Regions from separate parts of the Homo sapiens genome. Here all the other regions are linked to region 1. Evidence: read pairs that join two places in POLR2A ChIA-PET (ENCODE). Cell type or tissue: Panc1. All regions are shown on one strand. Links, peaks and the distances in the headings refer to the core of each region. The heading gives the core; the rest is flanking DNA.

Region 1 (7,778 bases), core at 1,118-6,117:
GTGCTTTCTGAGTATGAATTAAAAATAAACACCTGTCCTGACTCAGGGCTGCTAACTTGGCTTTAAAATCCTATGAGGGTTTTTATTATTTCTAATGGAGACTGTTTGGATGAGGCAGGAAAGAGGAAAGGTAGCCCATCAAAAAAGTACATTTTCCAATTCTATTTGGAATTTCAGTACAATACTTGATTATTAGGCTCAAACAGGTTAACTGTACCTGATCCTATGGGTGTGGCAAAGAAACAAAATCCAAATTTTGGCTGAAACAGAAGCAAGATAATAGTAAAAAGATACTAATATAATAAGAGAGCCAGCCAAACAGCTGAGGATACCTCACTACCACCCGCATTGATAATCAAAAGAAATACGCTCTAGTCCTAATGCCTCTTCAGTAGGAATGTTTCGGAGGCTGAACGATCAGGATCCAGGAGGCTAACATTCCACACCAGCTCGGTCATTGATTTACCATACGGCCTTCGGCAAGCCGAGGGCCCTTTCTGAAGCTCAGGTTCCTTTATTATGAAATAAGAATAATAATCTCTCCTTTACCAAGTTGCTATGGCTATAAAATAATAAATAATGCTTTGTCAATAGTAAGTGCCAAATTGATGTTAGTTGTCACTATTATCAAACAGTGTACTGCCCAGTAAGGCAAGAATAATAAGCTAACTAACTAATTGTATTAATATTAATCTCCTTCTCATTCGCTCAGACCACTCTGACTCCTTCTGATGTCTCAAGCAAGCTGCCTTTGGGACCTGAATAAAAACTTTATCACTAAGTCAACAGTAAGTTCTAAGTTGGTTTTGTTTTGTTTTTTATAAAGAGGATAAGAAATGAAGGGGGGCAACTTCAAACTGGCTTAGACAGGATGCTGTAGTTTTGCTAAATTTTTCCCAAGCATGTTTCTATTTAAAATCATCTTTTTGGATTATTCTGGAAGAAAGGGTAACTTATCTCATCCAAAATTGGTGTTTCCAATTTCCTTATATAACAAGGCTTGAATGTTGTGGAGGAAGTAGGCAAAAACTAAAGAACCAAGAAAGATCAAAAAGCAAGAGACCTATAACCCGTAAGGTTAAGAGGTTATGACCCTAGGGCCCTGCAGTAAGGTGGATGTCTAGAAAGACATTTTCAGGTAGTTTTAAGCAAACTAACTTTACCGGGCTTTTGGAAAAGGGATAGAGATAGGATCTATTGCTGAGGACAACATTCCTGGCATGAATACGCTTACAAAGATCATAGGGATCCTATCAAAATTAAGCTGTCACTGCTGTTTGAGAAGGGAACTATGGTATTAGTAATTCATTACCCTTTGTGTTCACTGTTCAAAGTTAACATTGTCCACCTTGCAAGTATTTCTTGAATAACTTGTTCATCACAGTTATTATCCCAGTTCTAACCTTTCACAAGGTGCAGTCAGGGCACAAATTAGAAGGGAAAAAAATATGTGATTAGATAATAAAAATGAATCACATACACCTAAACAATGGTGTCACATTCTAAATTTGGTTGTGATAGCTACTATTTGCCTTTAAACTAGGGGAGGTAATTTGTAGTCAGTATGATGTCGAGTTGTCTTTACTGTAACACCATGCACTAGGTGCCCACCTGTGTTTTTCTAATGTTTGACAGGGAAGCAGTTGTAGCTGTGGCAGTGTAGAGAGGAAAGAGTAAGGCTGGCTGGCAGCATATACATTCTACACAACAGAACAGATAAAAACATGCATTTTGTGGTTCTACATGGTATACAGTAGACAGCTAAAAAGAGGGAGAAGAAATAGAAGGAAGAAATTTCTTCCTGGCATATCCCAGTAAGACCACAAATGTATTAAGGATTGGAAAAGGTTAAAAAATATAAAACAAAGATACAAGAATTGCTTTAACTAAGCTCAGGAAGGACAGACTCTACTGGACACTTTTTTTCCAGGATAGAGAAATGTTGGTTTCATTTATATATTTCTAGTAATCAGAGTATGGTAAGATATATTAAAAGTTTTGGAGCTTGTAAACATATATTAAAGGCATTCATCATCAAGGAACAATCAGTGATTTCTAAGTATCATTATCTTAAAAGCTTTAGAAACATGTACCTTTCAAACTTCCAATTACGTTAAACCAATCCACATCAATCTAAGAAAACATTTGGACTCTAAGAGTCAGGAAATTAAACCGTTAGTTCTAAAATTCCGAGGACACCTCTAAGCCTCTGTCTCATTTTTACACTTAAGGTTTGAAGATAAATGCTAAGAAAGTGTTTGAGACTAACTGAACAGTGTATTCAAATCAAACAGATTAACTAAAAGTAAATGCACAGAAGCTAAAAATGGGTCAGAATCAAAGACCGCAGGAATAGCAATAACAATGTGTCAAAAACATGTTTGTCTACTTTCACCTTCTTGCAAAACTTAACTGATCTATTGTGTAAATTAAGGTAATGGCCCTTCCCCCCAAAAGTTTTAGTATAAAATTGTTGTAGCTATTATAGAAGAAAATACTTAAATTAATGAATTATTTGAAAATCAACATATCGGGCTGGGCACAGTGGCTCAGGCCTGTAATCCCAGCACTTTGGGAGTCCGAGGCGGGTGGATCACGAGGTCAGGAGATCGAGAACATCCTGGCTAACACGGTGAAACCCCATCTCTACTAAAAATGCAAAAAATTAGCTGGGTGTGGTGGCTGGCGCCTGTAGTCCCAGCTACTTGGGAGGCTGAGGCAGGAGAATGGCATGAACCTGGGAGGTGGAGCTTGCAGTAAGCTGAGATTGGGCCACTGCACTCCAGCCTGGGGGACAGAGTGAGACTCCGTCTCAAAAAAAAAAAAAGAAAAAAAAAAAACATATCTTGCACTTTATCTTAATCGCATATCAGCAAACATCCACTAAGTACTCATATGTGCCAGACTCAGTGGATATAAACATGAAGATGACCTACTTTTCTTGCCCCCAACAAGCTTAAAATCTAATATTCATTACTATATAGATAGATGGGATAGACTTTCAGAGCCAACACCTAACACACTCATCTTATTACTTATCTATGGAAATGACCAAAACCACATCTAGAAGTCATGAGAATTTCTAATAAAGTGTTGATGCTTGAGAAACATTTGTTTTGATACTATAGGGCCACAGAACAAAGTGGGAAATTTACTTTATACAATTACACAGTAAATCTGAGTGTTTGAGGGATCAGCAGATAGCTTTGATAATTCAGGTCTCCCGAGGGTCTTTATCCAGACTGGCTTGGCACTATTCTTTCTCAGTATAGGGTCCTCTGTGTGTATATAGTTGGAAGATGTATACCTGATTGAGGGGTCCACAGCATCCTCCCTGTGCACATTCTAACTTTCTGATCTTTACTACTCATTAGAGGAGGTATCTGAGATGATCACTACAGTTCCTTCTAGTTTTGACATTCCACGAGTAAGGCTAAATGTTTGTTTCAGGCAGATCATTACAAGAAGGAAAATGCATTACCTAACTTCTATGTCAAAGCAGAAGATTCTCTAAGACAATGCCTCAATGTTGGCAAAAGAGCCTAATTTATATATCTTTATGGATTCTGATATCATGAGCTCATCCTACACCTATAAATGTATTCATTATGTAAGCTTTTCCTTAAGCAAACGTAAGACTGGAGAGGAAGAAAGTGCTGCTTGCCATTCAATTTGGCTTCAGCAGAACTCTCCATTATTAGGAAGAAGCGGCCCTTTTCTAGATAATGAGAACAAATTTTTTCTTCATCACTGTGGTGTCTTTTATTTTACTATGTCACTCTTGGAAGAGTTTGAAAGTCATATACTCTTCACCTTTGCCTCTTGAAGCATCAACAGGTTACAAAAATAATACTTTGCCTCATGGTATGCAACCTTAAGGTGAACCCAGGAAAACGGTATTTGTTATTCTGTTGGATATATTAGATGTGCAATAACGATGTATTATGAAGTAAATCAAATTACAAAAATGAACCCTATCCCTTGGATAAAATTCTGGGAGTGAGCCAACACCACAATTATTATCTTCTCTAGCATTGAATGTTCTACATAAGTGTTTGGGAGATGTAAACAGGACATAAATCTGAGACCGGTTCTTCAATCTCTCTACAAATAACCATGACATTATATATAAACTATACTTTAGAGCATATATGCTTTCTGTTTCAGCAGTTAAAATGTGTATTAGACCCTATGATAAACAGAAAAAACGGAGCATGAATGCCGATAAATGCAAGCCTTCCGTCTCAGAAAGTCTTCACTTATTTGATTAAGTTAGGTGAAAAGCAGAGCAGTCATGCTTGTAGGCTTTCTTCCTTTTCCCTTTCCTCTCCTCTTTTCATTTCTAATTCGAATCGGAAGTCTATGTGGAGCAGTCTGGCTAGCCCCAGTCTAACCTCCCCATCTGGAAGGGGACTAACCAGCCTTGGGGCTACTTCCAACCCTTCCCAGCTGTTGGGTTGGGGTTTTTTGTTTTTGTGGGCTTGAGAAAGCATATTTATATAAATGATTGCCATATCCTTTGCCAGCTGTTGACCCTGTTCTTGTCCCGGCTGGGGCATGGTTTTCATTTTTAGCGGCCACAGACTGGAAATGACCCTGATAGAGTTAGCACGCTATGCAAACAGCTTTACGCGCTATTGCTGTGACAGTTCAGACAATGGATGCACAGTGTAATCCAAGGGACCGGTGTTTCCCTTTGGGCAAATGTCACAGAATCCAGAGCTGGAAGTATCAGTTGAAAAAATAAATTCTGAGATTCACTGTGTTACGGAATAACGTCTCTCTAGTAGTTCAGACTACACTGATTTCAGATAGGGTCAGAGCAAGAATTTAGAGCAGCAACAAATGAGGCTTGAATAAACCTCAGAAGTTGTCTAGATAGATCTGCAAAGGCGACTGTGGTCTCCAAAGTTAGATGAGAGGTAAAAACAAGCTATATTTTCAGTTTTAAAACTACCTACATATGCTTCTGACATCAATGTCCATAAATAAAAATTCTAGATCCTTATACTTTAACAGCACAAAAAGATAAAAATCAGTTTGGACTTTTCATCTTTACTACAGTCTACAAACAATCATTCCCAAAGATAGCCAGTCAGATCATTCTTTATGATCATTACCAACCAGAATAAACCTATGTTTAATCTGTGCATAACTGTAGTCACAATTAACTGGAAAGTTTATAAATAAGTCTCAGCTACTTGGGAGGCTGAGGTGAGAGGATAGCTTTCAGTCTAGGAGTCTGAGTCCAGCCTGAGAAAGAGAGAGAAATTCCATCTTTAAAAAACGAGGGGGGCCGGGTGCGGTGGCTCACACCTTTGTAATCCCAGCACTTTGGGAAGCCAAGGTGGGCGGATCACTTGAGCACAGGAGTTTGAGACCAGCCTGGGCAACATGGCAAAACCCTGTCTCTACAAAAAAAAAAAAAAGAAAGAAAAAGAAAAGTTTAGCAGGGCATGGTGGCTCATGCCTACAGTCCCAGCTACTTGGGAGGCTGAGGTAGGAGGATCACCTGAGCCCAGGAGGTTGAGGCTGCAGTGAGCCATGATTGCACCATTGCACACCAGCCTAGACAACAGAATGAGACCTTGTCTGGGAAAATAAAAGGAAATAGGGAGAGTACGGCTGGTGGAGAGATGCACAGTGTTTGGTGGAAAGAGTATAAATATCCCATTAAGGATGATTTATCCTGGACAACCAATATTTCATCTGCGGTTAAATGAGAAGAGAATGAACAGCCAATTTTTACAGCTTTCACATACTGTATCCAGTCCTTCTGGGCATAAGCACAATTGGTATATGTAAAGAATAAAGAAATGTAGTTAAAAATAAATTGTTAATGCTTAAAGTGACACATCTACCTGAACATTTGTAATAAGTGATCATTTACAGGACACTTCAGTCATTGCAACAGATCGACAGAGTCTTAACTGTGAAAGCTCCATGAGAGCTTGTCAGAAAGAAGGCAGTATTAGGCTCTCCTTCATTCTCTTCAAGCCTGCAGGCTGGCTGGCTATGGTGGATGGAGACTGCCATATGTAACTGTAATTAAAATGTGAACCACATCTTAGGGGTCAGAATAGAAGAACTGACAAATAGGGGAGCTGGAGATGGAAAGTGAAGATATTTCCTAATATAGGCATTTTCAGTCTTTGAAAAACAATCCAAAAGGAAATTTAGCCTATGAATCTAAGAGTCACATAGTTAGTATATCTTTTTTTTTTTTTTTTTTGAGACAGAGTCTTGCTCTTGTTGCCCAGGCAGGAGTGCAATGGCACAATCTCGGCTCACTGCAACCTCTGCCTCTCAGGTTTAAGTGATTCTCCTGCCTCAGCCTTCTGAGTAGCTGGGATTACAGTTGCCCACCACCACACCTGACTAATTTGTGTATGTTTTAGTAGAGACAGGGTTTCACCATATTGGCCAGGCTGGTCTCGAACTCCCGACCTCAGGTGATCCACCCGCCTTGGCCTCCCAAAGTGCTAGATTACAGGAGTGAGCCACTGCGCCCGGCTTAGTTAGTATATCTTTATGACTCCTCACAAGCTTGAGGGCTAGAATTGCTTTAAAGGCAGCTCATAATTTCAGTCAGCTTTCACTTGCTGGGGGAATTAACTGATGTGATTTGGAAGCCTCTCTGAACTCGGGTTAACCAATGACAAAGTCTGTGACATTACAAGGCCATGTTTTCTTTCTCTGTCTCGCATTTGTAATAGTGAGGAAAGAATGAAGCCATTTGTTGCTTACAGCAGAATCTGACTTAAAATTTGACACCACTAATACGAGCTAATAGCACAATCTGCAGATTCCCCTCCTCTCCCCTCCCCTCCCTGCCTTTCCTTTCTTTTCTTTTTCTGAGACAGGGTCTCGCTCTGTCACCCAGGCTGGAGTGCAGTGGCACGATCTTGGCTCACTGCAACCTGTGCCTCCTGGGTTCAAGTGACTCTCCTGCCTCAGCCTCCCAAATAGCTGGGATTACAGGTGCCCACCACCAGGCCCGGCAAATTTTTGTGTTTTTAGTATAGACGGGGTTTCGTGATGTTGGCCAGGCTGGTCTCCAACTCCTGACCTCAAGCAATCCGCCCACTTCAGCCTCCCAAAGTGCTGGGATTACAGGTGTGAGCCACCACGCCCGGCTTGTACTTTTTTTATAAGCAGAATATGACTAGGTTTTCAAAAATTCAATCTTTTTTTTTTTTTTTTTTTTTTTTTTTTGAGATGGAGTTTCGCTCTTGTTGCCCAGGCTGGAGTGCAATGGCACGATCTCGGCTCACAGCAACCTCCACCTCCCGGGTTCAAGCCATTCTCCTGCCTCAGCCTCCAGAGTAGCTGGGATTACAGGCATGCGCCACGACACCCAGCTAATTTTGTATTTTTAGTAGAGACGGAGTTTCTTCATGTTGGTCAGACTGGTCTCAAACTCCGGACCTCAGGTGATCCACCCATCTCGGCCTCCCAAAGTGCTGGGATTACAGGCGTGAGCCACCGCACCTGGCCAAAAATTCAGTCTTATATCCCCTGTCATTGAAGTTTGATTATTGACATATTGGGGCTTATTTCTACTATCTTATTTTGTATGATCTGTTCTTTCCCGCCTTGTATTGCACTGACAGTTTTCTATAGTAATTTTTTCTCTATATGTTTGGAAGCTATAGATTATATTTCTATTATGGTTTGTCCTTAAATTTTTATTTATTTATTTATTGTTTTTGAAACAGAGTCTCCCTCTGTCACCCAGGCTGGAGTGCAGTGCCATGATCTCGGCTCACTGCAACCTC
Region 2 (7,778 bases), core at 1,866-6,865, 130 kb after region 1:
AAGACTCTGTCTCAAAAATTAATAAATTAATTGATTCCAAGGCCCTAAGGCTTTAAATGGATTGTGTGAAAAATACACAAATTTTATGCCATGTTTATGGAAGCTAACATATATATATATACACACACGTATAATGTATATATAATATGTATATGTACACCTGCAGCAATATTTGTGGAGTAATTTGTAATATGGAAAGACAACTAATTCTTGATAATCCAATAAAGAGTTACCAATTCTCCCCTTTTACCTCTAAGGAAAAGAATAAAAACAGTAAATTTCTGTTTTATTTTACTTTAATACTCTCAATATTTCAGAGTTTTACCTGGGAAAGCCATTCTTCATCTTCCTGTCCACTATGGTCAGAAGCTAAACTGTCGTAAGACCCATGTCGAGTAATGGGCCCAGGACTTCCAGGGGGAACCACTATAGGAGAAAGAAAATAGATTTAAACCACTTCATTCCATGCAGTGGAAAAACAGACGTGGGCACAACCATTTTGGATACTATGGTAATTTATAAGATAAAATATAATACTTTAAAGCAAAAAGGCAATTCAAACAATTATTGAACAAGTAAGAATGAAGTTCTTAGGAATAAGATACTTTAAAAAATATCTACAGAAATTTAGTAATGCCATCTTCTTGCAATAAAAGAAATAAACAACTAACTACATATGCTAATAGCAAAAGTACACTGAAGAGCAGCGACAAATCTATTCATTGGGGGATGACATTAGGATTCTTTAAAAGAGTTTATTTAGTAGCTTCATATAAATGCTAGGCATAAACATGCACACTTAATAGAAAAAATGCTTTCAGTCCTAAAAAAAATTCATTTATCCAGAGAAATACATCATCTTTCTTAGATACCTGAGTAGTTTTCATGATTCTTAAGTGGTATGACATAGTCAAATTACAACAGCCTACTTTTTCATTCAAATAGGAACATTTGCTTAGTAAAACAATACAATGATTCAAAAATATTTACTGAGTTCCTAATATGAACCAGATATTATCTCCTCAAAATCTTAGTCTCTTCTTTGGAAGCTACGACTCACTCACTCTGTCTGTCTCCATGTCTCTAAAGGTATTTTTTTCTTTTTTTCTTCTTTTTTTTTTTAACAGCAGTTTTAGGTTCACAGCAAAGTTGAGCTAAAGATACGGATATTTCCCATATAACCCCCCAACCTCATACATGATTGTATTTAATCTTTTTTTTTTTTTTTTTTTCTTAAGAGATAGGATCTTGCTGTGTTACACATGCTGGATTACAGTGGCATGATCATAGCTCACTGTAACCTCAAACTTCTGGGCTCAAACCATCTTCTCACCTCAGTCTAATAAGTAGCTGAGACTACAGGCATGAGCTACCAATGCCTGCCCAATATTTTCTTCCTTGTAGAGACAGGATCTCACAATGTTGACCAGGCTGGTGTCAAACTCCTGGCCTCAAGTGATCCTCTGGCTTTGGCTCTCAGAGTGCTGGGATTACAGGCATGAACCACCACGCCTGGCCTACCATTTTAATACTCAGAGAAATCAAGCAATGAAGTACTGGGAGGAACAGAGAAAAAGAGGGGAGGTAAGTAGAAAGAAAAGTAAGAAAGTAAGAGATGATCATTAAAGAAGTGTGGAAGAAATAGAAAAGAATGAGAAGCTGAAAACCCTCATAATTTCTACCACCAAAAGACATTTATATATACACATCAACATACAAAAATTTCCTTGAGTTAGATTCCTACATATGAAATCAGAGGATGTAAATATATAAATTTCTTAATATATGTTCCCAGAAAGAGTTATACACTTACCCAAGCAGTGAAAGAGAATGCCAACCTCACTGAGCTCTTGCTAGAACAAGGTAGTATTTTGAAAAACTGTATCTTAGTGAAACAGATACAAATAAAGTAGACAAAGCATAACCTAGGGCAAGATTTTAAAAGACACAGACTCACAAAAAGCTTATCTTAACTTGCTGCAAGAGGAGAAATGCTAATTCAGTGAATTACTCAGCAGAGGCATACACAGTATTAAAGTGTAAGATCTGCAGTAATCAAAACTTTTAGCTGCTAGTTCTTCAAAATCATAGTTCTACAGCCAAGCGGCATGGTGGCATTTGTACAAAACACAAATGATCACAAAAGCATACACCTACATTCTTGTGATGACAAATTATATCAAGAAGAAAAGAATATCACAATAACTATTATTTCAGCATTCTTTTGGAAATAATTGATATACATTGAAAGGCTGATAAGTAATGATATTTTCAAAAGGCTAAGTTATCTTCCCACCACTAAATTCTATATTAATTCTTAATACAGAAGAGAACAAGAGGATCCTTGAAATTCCCACCCCTTAAATACTAGTGAAAAATGTGAATATGGAAAATATGTAGAGGCTGGAAAGCAGATGAGGGCAGAGAAGATTTTAAAGAGGTGAGGTAATATGTTATGCAAATATCTGAAGGAGAGGTGTGACCAAGGGAATGTTAAGTACAAAGATTTTGAGATGTAAACATAAAGGGAATAAGTAACAGCTAGGAGGCCACTGTGGTTGGGTGGGATAAGCCATGTTGTGAGTGGAAGGTTAAGTCAGTAAGGCAAAGGAAGTAGGACCAGCAGATTACTGTGGGCTTTTCCTTTCTTCTTTTTTTTTTTTTTTTTTGGTAATAAAGCTCGAGTAATATGATGGAAAGCAATTAGCAATTTTTAAGTAGAAGTGAGTAACCATGCCTTACGTAACTAGCTAGTACCTAATGTGAATTTCTCCAAAAGTTTATGTTGTGTTTTATATATGCTGAGCCTAGACTAGTACGTGTCACAGAACAAGTACTCAATAAGTATTTACTGGGTGGTTGGAGTTTTGGATTCTGTACTAAGTAAGTAACGGCACTAGAATGGCTGGACACTTATTTATCCATCATCAAAATAGGGATAATATATTATAATGTCTGGGATTAGCTTCAAAATAACCCAGTGCAGGGATGAAGGTGGGAGGTAGAATTACAGATGAAAACAGGATTGGTCATTAGTTGATCATTGTTATAGCTGGCTGATAGGTACATGGAGGCTCACTATACTATTATTTTCTAGTTTTGTGTATGTTTGGAATTTTCCACAGTGAGAAGGGAGAAAGATCCTCTCTGCCCTCATTAACTTTCCAAAGGAAGTAATAAAGATTCCAAATATACATCTAGAAATAGTACCATAAATATGCACCCCAAAATCCTAAAGAGATTATAAGAATTTCCATCCCCTTTTTTCACCAAAAATAGTTTTCTAATTAAGCATACTTGGAAGCCATCAGAAGATGGGCAATATAAAAAATAAATCTGGTGGGATAATATTTTTCATTATCAAATAAATATCCTTCCTCTGCCTCACCATTTTTTCCATGTTTGATACATTTTTATTACTAAATTGGGTAAAAGCACAAACATCAAAACAGGAAAAGCTTATAATTAGAAGCTAACTATAATCCAAATAATTTTGAAAAGTCTGAAAGAAGAGTGCAATAAGAGAACATATTTTTTTCACAATAAATTAATCATTAATTGGCACTGTGGTGTTAAACATACAACTAGATATATTACTGTTCATAATAATTGGTAATGTAATATATTTATTAAAATCTGTTGGTCTTCCTATTATATTTAGTATTGGATTCTCTATACAGTTTTAGGAATTACAATATGTAGTATGGAATACCTTAGAACAGTCCCAACAGTATACCACCAAGCCAGAACGCTGTTCCTCCAAATGTGGTCCTCAGACCATTAACATTGACATCCCTCGCAGAGCTTGTTAGAAATAAATAACTTCAGGCTCCACCCACCCAGCCCTACTGAATTACAATCTGCATTTCAACAAGATCCCTAGGTGATTTTATTACACATTAAAATTTGAGAGCTGCATTATACAGGAGTAGACTCACTGCCATTCCTCTAAAATAGATCAGTAGTAAAAGTTTGGAGAATCTACATTATTCTTTAAAAGGAAAAAATATGAAAAACTGGTTTTCATTTGAGAGCTTAGGAGGAAAATAATTAGTTACTTATTGCCATTTCTAAAATCTAGACAAGAAAATTCTGAAATAAGCATGGTTATTATGAGATTAAGTTAGCTATAAATTATTAGGAAATTTAAAATAGAAAGGTACTATCATTTTCATAGGATTTACTTTTTTTGTCCACTTGTTATCCTTCTAAATTCTTCACTATAACCTCAAATTTCAGTATAAATGGCCATTATAGCAGAAGAGCCAGGCTCTGTTTTCCATGGCTGATGTTGGGGGACATATCAAGCCAGTATATGCATAAGTTAAAGGGACAGATCTAAAATGTTCAGCTTACCAGTATTTAATACTTTTCTTAGTTTTTGTTGTAGTTGTTGTTGTTGTTGTTTTAGTCAAAGGTGGTTAAGTGTTTGGAAATGACCTTAGGTGGCTTCTGTTTTACAGATATGACCTGCCAGCGTCACACAACTTTCATACAAAGAAATCAGTAAGTCTCTTGATTTTAGTCAGTCTACATATAGTATTGAAAAGCTTTGTGACAAGTAATTCTTTCTAATGTTACCAGGCTGCCTGTGTAAATACAGAAGGCCAGCCTAGGAGACAGGATAAATTATCTGTGGGAAGGGCCCATAATCAATAGCCAACATTCTAGTTTAAAATTCATTCTCAAATGCTTTGGGCACAAAAAGGTAAAAATAAACTAAGTTTTTGCTCTTTTTATATAGCATATATTTTCTTAGTTTGTACTAATACATTCTTATATTACAAAGGCAATTTCATGGAAGAATCTTCCTTTTGATATTGAATCATCTGAAATTACACAAATAGAACTATACATTCAAAAAAATTCTCATGTGAATAACAAAAAAGACAAGTTAAACAACAACAAAAAAGCTTCCTTTCTATTTTTTTTAAATGGTGAAAAGATATATATATATATATATATATATATATATATATTCAGAATTAGGCAGCTGGACTCAGTTTAGATGATCCCAATTTTGTTGGCAACATCCAAAGCATCGTAACCAGGAGCCAGTCGAACATATGCCTTCTTCTCTCCATCAGGCCAAATCAGGGTGTTGACCTTGGCCACATCAATGTCATAGAGCTTCTTCACAGCCTGTTTAATCTGGTGCTTGTTGGCTTTAACATCCACAAGGAACACAAGTGTGTTGTTGTCTTCTGTCTTCTTCATGGCAGACTCAGTGGTCAGCGGAAACTTGATGATAGCATAGTGGTCAAGCTTGTTTCTCCTGGGAGCGCTCTTCCGAGGATATTTGGGCTGTCTCCAGAGTCGCAGTGTCTTCGGCTGCCGGAAGGTGGGTGACGTGCGGATCTTCTTCTTTTTGTGGCTGTGGACACCTTTCAACACTGCCTTCTTGGCCTTTAAAGCCTTCGCTTTGGCTTCGGCTTTAGGAGGGGCAGGAGCTTCCTTCTTCGCTTTCGGCGCCATCTTGTGAAAAGGGTCTTTTTTTTTTTTTTTTTTTTTACACAGGGTCTCACTCTGTTACCCAGGCTGGAGTGCAGTGGCATGATCTCGGCTCACTGCAGCCTCCACCTTGTGTTCAAGCGATCCTCCCACCTCAGCCTCCTGAGTAGCTGGGATTACAGGCGTGCGCCACCATGCCTGGCTAATTTTTGTATTTTTAGTAGAGACGGGATTTTGCCATGTTGGCCAGGCTGGTCTCAAACTCCTAACCTCAAGTGATCCACCCGCCTTAGCCTCCCAAAGTGCTGAGATTACAGGCATGAACCACCACACCTGGCCTGAAAGTTTTCCTTTCTTGCAGGTGGACATTGAATAGTAGGCCTAATTTGGATTTTGTTTTAAAAGTCCCAAAACAAAAGCAGCTTAAAACCTAATTAAAATGAATTTAAAAATCTGTGCACTCAACTACTGGTCTCTGGCACCATTTTCTGTTTTTTGTCCTTGTGGCGCAGGTTCTTCTTTGTTTCTTCTTTTGCTCTTTTCATTGGCTCAGTTGCACCATTCTCCATCACATTCATCATCACTATCAAATTTAGTTTACCTGCCCTGAAACTGTACCTTCCCTATCGCAAACCCAGGCTGGGTAGCTTTATTACTCTTCCCTTTTCCTGTAAATCTGCAATCTTTGACTTCCATTTATTTGGGGATTCTTGTTGGTCTTGCATGATTTTTTTCAATGCTTCTTTTTCATCTCTCCTTCTACTATTTCCCAAGTCACTTCTTTGGTTTTTTGTTTTTTAATTGTGGGTTACCATTATTTGTGTCTTTGGCTTTACCTAATGCTTCTTTGGCTTTTTCTTTAAATAGAATTATCCTCTCTTTTGCTCCTCTGACAAAGTCTATCCATTTTATTTCACCACTTGCATTTATTTATATTAAAAAATTTCTCTCAATCCAGGTAGGAAGAACATTCTATGTTTACTACCTTGGGAAGGAATGACATACCTGTTCACATGGAAAAAAGAATTTACAACCTTGATAAAAAGAAAATATGATAAGAGCAAAGTTTCCATGCTTCTAACCACTCAAATATTAGGAATGATACCCTGAGATTGGAGCGAGACTGGCAGAGACAGAAAGGGGAAAAAAGAGGGTCACAAAGAGGAGTGGGAAACGACAGAATCCCAGAAGAAGTTTTAGGGACCAATGGCGGTGAAAACTTATGTCTTCAATCTTGGGCAGAGTTAAGGGAAGTGGCAAGAGATCCCACATGGTACAAGAGTAGAAATGGTGTGCACATAGTGTGTCTGTACAGCCAGGTCTGTGACAACCTTACCATGTTCTCCATAGCTTAGAGGAGAAGAATGTTTCATACATGTACAAGAATAATATGGACATAGTCCAGACAACTGACAGGAGCTGGATGAGAAACAAGAATGGATGCTGCAGAGACCTATATGAACCAATGGCCAATGATCTGGTGGGGAAATGGGACATGTCAGTGGTGACAATTAGGACAAAATGTCCCCAAATCCCTTACCTCATACTTTTATACCCTGAACACCCTAGAGAATTTAGATGTAACTTTGGAGGTGGTATAATTGATTGAGATTAATTTTTCCACCTTTCTTCGAATGGAGGTACTAAAAAAAACTTAATAGAGTTTATTTAAAGAAAAATAAAGTTACATATCTTGCAAATCCAAGTTCAATGGACCAAGATACAAAATAGCTACCCTAAAGAAAAATGTTTAGTATCTTTTATATTTACCAACTGTCCTTAGATAATTAATAAACTTGGTACAAGGATATAAATCTAGCCATGTTCTTAGTACAGTAATTTTCAAACACACCTTATCTGCCAAACTGAAAAGGAAAATACTGAATAGGGAATACTATCAATTTACTTTAGAGAATACAACTTCAAAAGTACTGCCTCTACACACAGGCTTTTGCTAAATATACATCAACGAGCAAAGGCAGGATGAGTAGATCATTATGAGGTAACTGTGAGCCTGTCTGTTTTTAGTATTTATAAGCAAATCATGCTTATAGTGAGTAAATAAGAGCTAAAAAATCACTTATGGTATTTTTCTTATAGGAATATATGGGCTTCTGTGTATACATGTGTGTGTTTCTATATATATATATATATTTTTTTTTTTTTTTGTTTGTTTGTTTGAGATGGAGTCTTGCTCTGTCACCAGGCTGGTATACAGCAGCATGATCTCAGCTCACTGCAGCCTCCGCCTCCCAGGTTCAAGCGATTCTCCTGCCTCAGCCTCCCAAGTAGCTGGGATTACAGGTGCGCACCACACACCCAGCTAA
Region 3 (7,778 bases), core at 1,663-6,662, 640 kb before region 1:
TAGGATTGCTGGATTATATGATTATATGGTAGTAATATTTTTAGGTTTTTGAGAAGCCTCCATTGCTGTTTTCCGTAATGTCTGTACTAATTTACATTTCCACTAATAGTATATGAGTTTCTTCTCCACATCGTCACTAACATTTGTTATTTTTTTTTGTCTTTTCGATAGTAAGCCATTCTAACTGAGTGAGATGATATCTTATTGTGCTTTTGATTTATATTTCCCTGATGATTAGTGATGTTCAGCATTTTTTCATGTTCTTGTTGGCTTTATGTATCTTTTGAGAAATGTTTATTCACACCCTTTGCCTATTTTAAAATCAGATTTTTTTTTTTTTGCTGTTGAGTTCCTTGTATATTCTGGATAGTAGTCCCTTCTCAGATGAATAGTTTGGAAATATTTTCTCCCATTCTACAGGTTGTCTCTATACTCTGTTGTTTCCTTTGCTGTGCAGAAGCTTTTTAGTTTGATACTGTCCTATTTGTCTATTTTTGTTTTTGTTGCCTGTACTTTTGAATTCTTACCCATAAAATCTGCCTAGATCAGTGTCCTGAAGCTTTTGCCCTATGTTTTCTTCTAGTAGTCTTATAGTTTTGGGTCTTATGTTTAAGTCTTTAATCTATTTTGAGTTGGTTTTTGTAGATGGTGAGAGGGATCTAGTTTTTTCCTTTTGCATATGGACATCCAGTGTTCTCAGCACCATTTATTGAAGAGGGAGTCCTTTCCCCGATATGTGTTCTTGGCATCTTTGTTGAAAATCAGTCAACTGTAAATACCTGGATTTACTTCTCGGTTCTCTATTCTGTTCCATTGGTCTATGTGTCTATTTTTATACTAATACCATTCTGTTTTGGTTACTATAGCTTTGTGTAGTACATAGCGTGGTGCCTACAGTTTTCTTTTTGCATACTATTACTTTGGCTATTCAGGGTCTTTGTGGTTCCATATGAATCTTAGGATTGTTCTTTCTATTCCTGTAAAGAATGTTATTGGTATTTTGATAGGGATTACATTGAATCTGTAGGTTGCTTGGAGTAATATGTAGTTCTTATTTTCATTTTATTTATTTGGTTAACTTTTTTAGAGACAAGGTTTCGCTATGTTGCCTAAGCTGCTCTCAAACTCCTGGGCTTAAGCGATCCACCTGCCTTGGCCTCCCAAAATGCCAGGATTATAGGTGTGAGCTACTGCACCTGGCCTTGTAGTTCTTATTTTTAAATGCTGCTGAAAGCTATTATTAATGTTATTGTTGATAATACTGATCAACATTATAAATTTTGAGGAGTTAGGTTTAGAGTTTAGTAGAAAATTCCTTTTCTTTTTTTTTTTTTTTTTTTTGAGACGGAGTCTCCCCTGTCACCCAGGATGGAGTGCAGTGGGCGATCTCGGCTCACTGCAACTTCTGCCTCCTGGGTTCAAGTGATTCTCCTAAATCAGCCTCTTGAGTAGCTTCTCAAGTAGCACCTGACACCACGCCCAGCTCATTTTTGTATTTTTAGTAAAGATGAGGCTTCACCATGTTGGCCAGGCTGGCCTTGAACGCCTGACCTCGGGTGATCTGTTTGCCTCGGCCTCCCAAAGTGCTGGGATTACAGGCGTGAGCCACGGAACCTGGCCAAAAATTCTTTTGATATCTGTTGAAGATGTTTATGGCTGAAATCTTTTGAGTCTAAACCGCTTGACCATAAGCACATCTACTGTGCCCTTGGTTGAGTACCTTAATTTTAAGCCTAATGCTTTGATTGATTTCTCCTTTTGGTTATGTAGTATGCTGATATATGTTGATCATTGATTATGGTCTGCTCATTGGTAAAATATAGCTGTATCTATAATTGTATATCTGTATCTTTATATCTGTTTTATTTTTAAGCTAGAAATTGCATATTTTCTTCCTTGGCTTTAGGTGGTATAACTCTACATATCTCTAGAAATGGAATAATTTTTCATAAGTGGGTGATTTATTACTCATAACATTAAGATATAGGCCTCTGACAATTTCTCATAAGTCTGAAAACTTCTTGAACAAGTTAAATCTCTCAATTAAATCTAGTCCCTCAAATGATAACATTTCACTAGTGTGACACTGAATTTTTGTTTGCAAGAAGATGTAAGAGATATATGTCATACTAATTAAACATGCATAAAGTAAATTTAACAGACATCAAAGCACTTTTGCAATGCAAAGAACATATGGTTGAGCTCTAATATTTGTTTCTTTTCATGGTAGTCTATGATGAAAAACATGACGTATAAAGTAATTTTATGTGCTTTCTGAAAGGTTATGGGAAAAAAAAACCCAAAAATACATAGGTAAAATGATTTGTATTTTCAACTTTATTTTTTTCTTCCTAACATAAAAATAGGATAAGTACTTATAATAGAAATATAATTATTATAAAATGTATAGTTTTAGTGAGCATGAATGTTTCTCCTTTTTGTATGTTAAGTAAATTTTTAGTAAATTTCTCATGGATTTCTAGCATTAAATAATACATCTAGGTTTTCAGAGAACAAGGACTAATTATTTCCAAGAATGTAATATAAGAAAAAATAATGGGGATATGAGTAGAGGTAATTTATTTAAAAAATGGGATTTTTGGGTGTCATAGGGGAGTAAATATTTTTCCTTGTAGGAAATTACTTTGGTTTCTGCTGTAACATTTCTTAGTCTTTGCAAAGTGACTTATTATAAATCATAAAAGTATTTTCTGTAGATTTTGGGATAGGTGGTTTCATGAAAAGTAGAAGAAAAATAGTTTCATGTGTATTAATGTCGTAAGTTTTAATATTTATTATACAGCAGCTTTTGAAATGAGTTTATTGCCAAAACTTTTGGATAAAGTAATTGAAAAAAAAGTAGTCCATATATTAGAACTTTTCTTATGCTGACAGATCATATGCCTCACTTTTTTTTATATTTTTTTATTTTTGCTTTTTTCTTCAGACCAAAATGCCTCACATTTTATCTGTTGTATTTTAATCTAGACCTTGTAATAATCTTGAATAAGGTAAATTGATAGACTTGGGTAAGTAACTTTTTTGTGAAAACCAGTTCCTTCATATGGAAGGAAAAAGAATGGGAGACTAGATTTAATGATGCTTTATTTATTTATTTATTTATTTATTTATTTATTTATTTATTTATTTTTTGAGAGGGAGTCTCGCTCTGTCGCCCAGGCTGGAGTGCAGTGGCGCGATCGGCTCACTGCAAGTTCCGCCTCCTGGGTTCACACCGTTCTCCTGCCTCAGCCTCCCAAGTAGCTGGGACTACAGGCGCCCGTCACCACACCCAGCTAATTTTTTATATTTTAGTAGAGACAGGGTTTCACCGTGTTAGCCAGGATGGTGGCTCACTCCTATAATCCCAGCACTTTGGGAGGCTGAGGCGGGCGGATCACGAGGTCAGGAGATACGTTATATCTAATTGAATTCTAACACCTTTAAATTCTAAGGACGCTTTTCCTATCTTGCTTTTTATTATATGATACTAGGGAGTACAGTATTTTTTAAATAGAAATATTTATTTGGATTCATAAATTAATGGTTTAATTCTCATCCCTGCAAAGGTGTGTCTTAGTCTTCACGTTTTTCAAATCTGCAGTTGCATTACTTTTGACAAACCTTCTTCCATAAATTAAATGGTAAATTAGTTTGATGATTTCTGTTTTCCCCTGAATTTGACATTAAACTTTTTAGGTTCTTCAAATTTTCTTAGTTTTTATGAAAATCATTTAGTTTCCACCTAGTGGATTGGAGAAGTAGATTGTTGTCTCTTTATTTTTCTATCATTTCTAGTCTCCTAACTCTCTTTTCAAGTCGGAAGATAGTGTCAGTACCTTTTCTTATATAATTAACTTTCTGGTGTCCCCTGCTTGATCCCTTTCCTTACAGTTCAGATTTATTTTCTTAATCTGACAATTCATATGTCAAAGTTCTAGTGAAGCATCTGTCTCCACATGGTCAAAATATAGTTAAGAAAAACATTGTTTTTTAGAATAGTATGTTAACGTTTTGATATTACTTTGTTCTATCATTCATAATCATTTTCTCTAGATTTATTTATATTCTGTTCTTTTTTTAGTAAATCCTCACAATAGCCAGGGTTGTCTTCAGATATATTCTTATGCTTATACCTGCTTTTTATTTATTCATTAAATAAATGCTAACATTCTTTATATACTTTAATTAAAGTAATTATATTTGATTTAATGTAGCAGTAGCATATTATTTTAATTCATAACTTGGGCCTGGTGTGTGGAAGACACTTGGGTCCAGCAGAGTGCGCTGTTGACCTTCTTACAAAGTGTTAACACTGGGGCGATCCTTAGGCTATTTTTCTTCCTTTTTCTTCCTCCCATACCCCATTTTTATTTCCTTCCTTCCTACCCTTCTTTCTTTTACTTTATGGTTTTAATTTACTTTTATTTAAAATAGCTATTTAACATAACTGCATATATATGCTGATACTGGTGCTTACTGTGTTATGTGCCAGACACTCTGCTAAGCACTTTAGAAATATTAATTCACCTGGCAAATACAGGTTCATGTGAGTTGATGCTTATTGTCATGTTCTTTTAACTTTTCTTTGGGTTTGACAGTTTTCAAAATAAAAGAATTTAACTCAATCTTTATAACAACCGTATCAGGAAGGTATTAATATTTTCCGCAATTATAGCTGAGGAAACTGAGCCACAGAGTATTTGAATAACTTGTTCATGTCACAAACCTGGTGAGTAGAAGCTGGATTAAAACCCAGGCAGTCTGGCTCTGGAATTGATCCTCTAAACCACCTCACTATTCTGTCTCTGAATAAACTCTTCCAGATGACTTTTTGATGACAGTTCATTTTTATACTGTTACAGGTCATATTATATGCATTACCATGCAGGTTATTTATTCAAGATTCGTCCCTTTTTTAGTGTCTCAACACCAAATCTAAGCATTTACAATGCTTACCCAAATTTATAATTATTTATTTATTTGTAGGTTTAACTGTTTTTTGTTTTGTTTGTCTCATTACCAGACTGACCATAAGGACAAGTGTAATGTCTCTTTTTTTCAGTTTTTTATAACCAGCATCTGGCACAGAGCCTGCACCTAGTAGCTACTTGTATTATTTGTTGAATAAATGAATGAAAAAAATGGCCATAGTTAAGTAGATGTATGATTCACCACTGTTTCTTGTAGCTTACAATTTTTACTCAGATCCTTATACCTAAGAGGGTATGACAGTATTGTTAAATACAGGTGACTTAATGCAGATTTAAAAATAGTTTTTGGCCAGGCATGATGGCTTATGCCTGTAATCCCAGCACTTGGGGAGGCTGAGGTAGGTGGATCACTTGAGCCCAGGAGTTTGAGATCAGCCTGGGCAACATAGCAAGACCCTGTCTCTACAAAAAACAAACAAACAAAATTAGCTTGGTGTGGTGGCTCATGCCTGTGGTCCCAGCTACCAGGAGGCTGAGGCAGGAGGATTGCTTGAGCCCGGGAGGTAGAGGTTAAAGTGAGCTGTGATCATGCCACTGCATTCCAGCTTGGGTGACAGAGCAAAACCTGTCTCAAAAAAAAAAAAAAAAAAAAAAGAGTAATAACATTTTTTGAAAAACCTTTAACATTATAAAAACCAATACAGAATAAAAATTAAAATGTTCTCCCTTATGTTAACCCCATCTCCCTTTCTGCTTTCCAGAAGGAAACACCATGAACACTTTCATGAGGATCTTTCTAGATCCGTTTCTATAAATTTATAAGGATATTTTTAATAGTTCTTTTACAGTTTTGTTTGTGCATTTAACTCTCTTGTTTATGGGATTTATTTTCATGCATGTATGAGGTCAGGCTCTAATTGCATATTTTCCCAAATAGTTGATCAGTTGTCCCAGTGTCACTTAATCATTTTTCCAGTTTTGAAGTTTTGCTGTTATCATGTACTAAATTGTTATATGTACTTGGATTGGTTCCTGGACTTTTTTTTCTCTTTAATTTTTTTTTTTTAACAGTATGTGTGAAAAAATATGTCAAAGAATTCCACTTGGCTTCAAACAGAAAAGCAGTAGACCCCTGCCCTAATTCTATTATTCACCAATTCCCACTATCTGAAGTAAATAATTTTCAATTATTTATCCTTTGTATTCTGATAGTTTTTGAAGTAGCATGCATATTTTGCTTTTCTCTTGAGTTTTCGGTTTTAGATACTTTCTGTTGTCTTCCTCCTATTCTTTTCTCCTTTCTCATTACTTCTACCCTTCAGCCTGCCAGCATTTGGTATTTGTATTGTTATAATTCTATAAATATTTAAACTTATTACAGTTCTTTCCCCAAACCAGTATTTATTTTTTTTGGTGCTAGTAGTTGTCTTGTCCTTTGCTTAGTTTCCTATGTACCTGTAACTATTTATCTCCAAACTCTCTGTTAGAAAGTAAAATCTATCAGTTCATTTAAATACATCAGGTCAAGATGTCCATATTTTTAGACTTTCAATATTTAGTGGAAATAATGAAAAATACTCTTTTATATTGAATTAAATTTTATATTTCTAAATAACTTTTTTCTGAATATAAAAGCATCATCTAAGAGAAAATTTGGGAACCACCAAAATGTGTACTTAAATTATTAACATTAATCCTTAATTAAACTGTCTCCTCAATATCAACCCCTGATATTCTGCCTGCTGTCTATTCTTAAGTGCGCACATGTGCGTGCACACACACATGCAATGTTATCTGTTGCTGTAACAAACCAACCATTTATTTAGCTTACTGTTGTGGGGGTCAGCAATTTAGGGTGGGCTCAGCTGGGCATTTCTTCTGCTGATCTCAGGTGGCCTACTCATGTGTCTGTGGTCAACTGCAGGTCAGCTGTAAGTCAGCAAGGCAGCCCTGCTTCAGGGAGTTGATTGGTAGTCAGCTGGGACCATGAGGTGGGTCTCTCTCATCATCTAGCAGGCTAATTCTGGTTTATGTATATGGTGGCCTCAGGGTTCCAAGAGCAGCAAGAGAACAAGCCCCAGTGTACAAATGCCTTTTGAGTCTGTTTGTGTCAGGTTTGCTAATGTTCCAGTCACCAAAAGCAAATCACATGACCAAATCCAGACTCAAGGGGTAAAGCTCACATCTTGGTAGGAAGAGCTACAAAGTAACCTTGAAAGGGAGCTTATATACAAAGATAAGTAGAATTTGTTGCCATTTTTGTTACGTAGTATATATTACATATATACCCAGTATCAACTGAGTATATATGTAAACATTTCCACCATAGAGAACACTACTATGTTTTCTCCAGGCTCTCAAAAAAATCGTAATTATTGGGCCGAGCGTGGTGGCTCACTCCTGCAATCAGGTGTTGTACAGAGCTCAACCCCTGTAAAGGGGTTGATACTGTAGTATATATTACATATATTTGTTATGTAGTATATATGACATATATTACACATATATTACATATATACTCCCTCCCCACACACAAAATTAGGATTATAGTATATAGCTTTTATTTTTCACCTAATATATCACGGTCATAGTAAAATTTAGCAGGTCTATTTTGATGGATACTTTTTTGTCGTAATCTTTTTTCCTATGCCAGTGGTTGGCAAACTATGACCCATGGGCAGAATACAGCCTGCTGCCTGCTTTTATAAATAAAGTTTTTTTGAACGCATTTTACATTTGTTTATACATATTGTCTGTGGAACTTTTGCGTTATAACAGTAAAGTTGAGTAGTTGTGACAGAGACCATATGGCTCACAAAACCTAAAATATATACTCTGTCTATT

The links. ChIA-PET counts read pairs that join two places held together with the same protein. Peaks named below come from ENCODE experiments on the same cell type or tissue, not always from the same donor. Only the 100,000 strongest peaks of a DNase experiment are listed, where the experiment ranks them.
Region 2: POLR2A ChIA-PET joins it to region 1 with 8 read pairs; 6 of 35 experiments call an interaction of 5 or more read pairs at or near these places.
Region 3: POLR2A ChIA-PET joins it to region 1 with 11 read pairs; 1 of 35 experiments calls an interaction of 5 or more read pairs at or near these places.

The regions. Positions count from the first base shown.
Region 1 is chr17:61,193,195-61,200,972 of GRCh38, reverse strand. All of the region lies in intron 22 of BCAS3 (BCAS3 microtubule associated cell migration factor), which reads right to left. Among named protein-coding and RNA genes, the nearest start is that of BCAS3-AS1, 61 kb to the right of the region's middle. In Panc1, for the core only: no CTCF peak of the experiment used is centred there; no DNase peak of the experiment used is centred there; H3K27ac peaks cover 4,073 bases.
Region 2 is chr17:61,067,568-61,075,345 of GRCh38, reverse strand. BCAS3 (BCAS3 microtubule associated cell migration factor) reads right to left here. Exons shown (of 24, transcript NM_017679.5): 20 at 326-426. It overlaps BCAS3-AS1 (BCAS3 antisense RNA 1), which reads left to right. Exons shown (of 6, transcript NR_186507.1): 3 at 4,464-4,506; 4 at 5,223-5,341. It also overlaps the pseudogene RPL23AP74. Among named protein-coding and RNA genes, the nearest start is that of BCAS3-AS1, 65 kb to the left of the region's middle. In Panc1, for the core only: no CTCF peak of the experiment used is centred there; no DNase peak of the experiment used is centred there; H3K27ac peaks cover 354 bases.
Region 3 is chr17:61,833,919-61,841,696 of GRCh38, reverse strand. All of the region lies in intron 6 of BRIP1 (BRCA1 interacting DNA helicase 1), which reads left to right. Among named protein-coding and RNA genes, the nearest start is that of BRIP1, 26 kb to the left of the region's middle. In Panc1, for the core only: CTCF peaks have their summits at 4,086 and 4,289 (motif pointing right); a DNase peak (open chromatin) is centred at 4,349.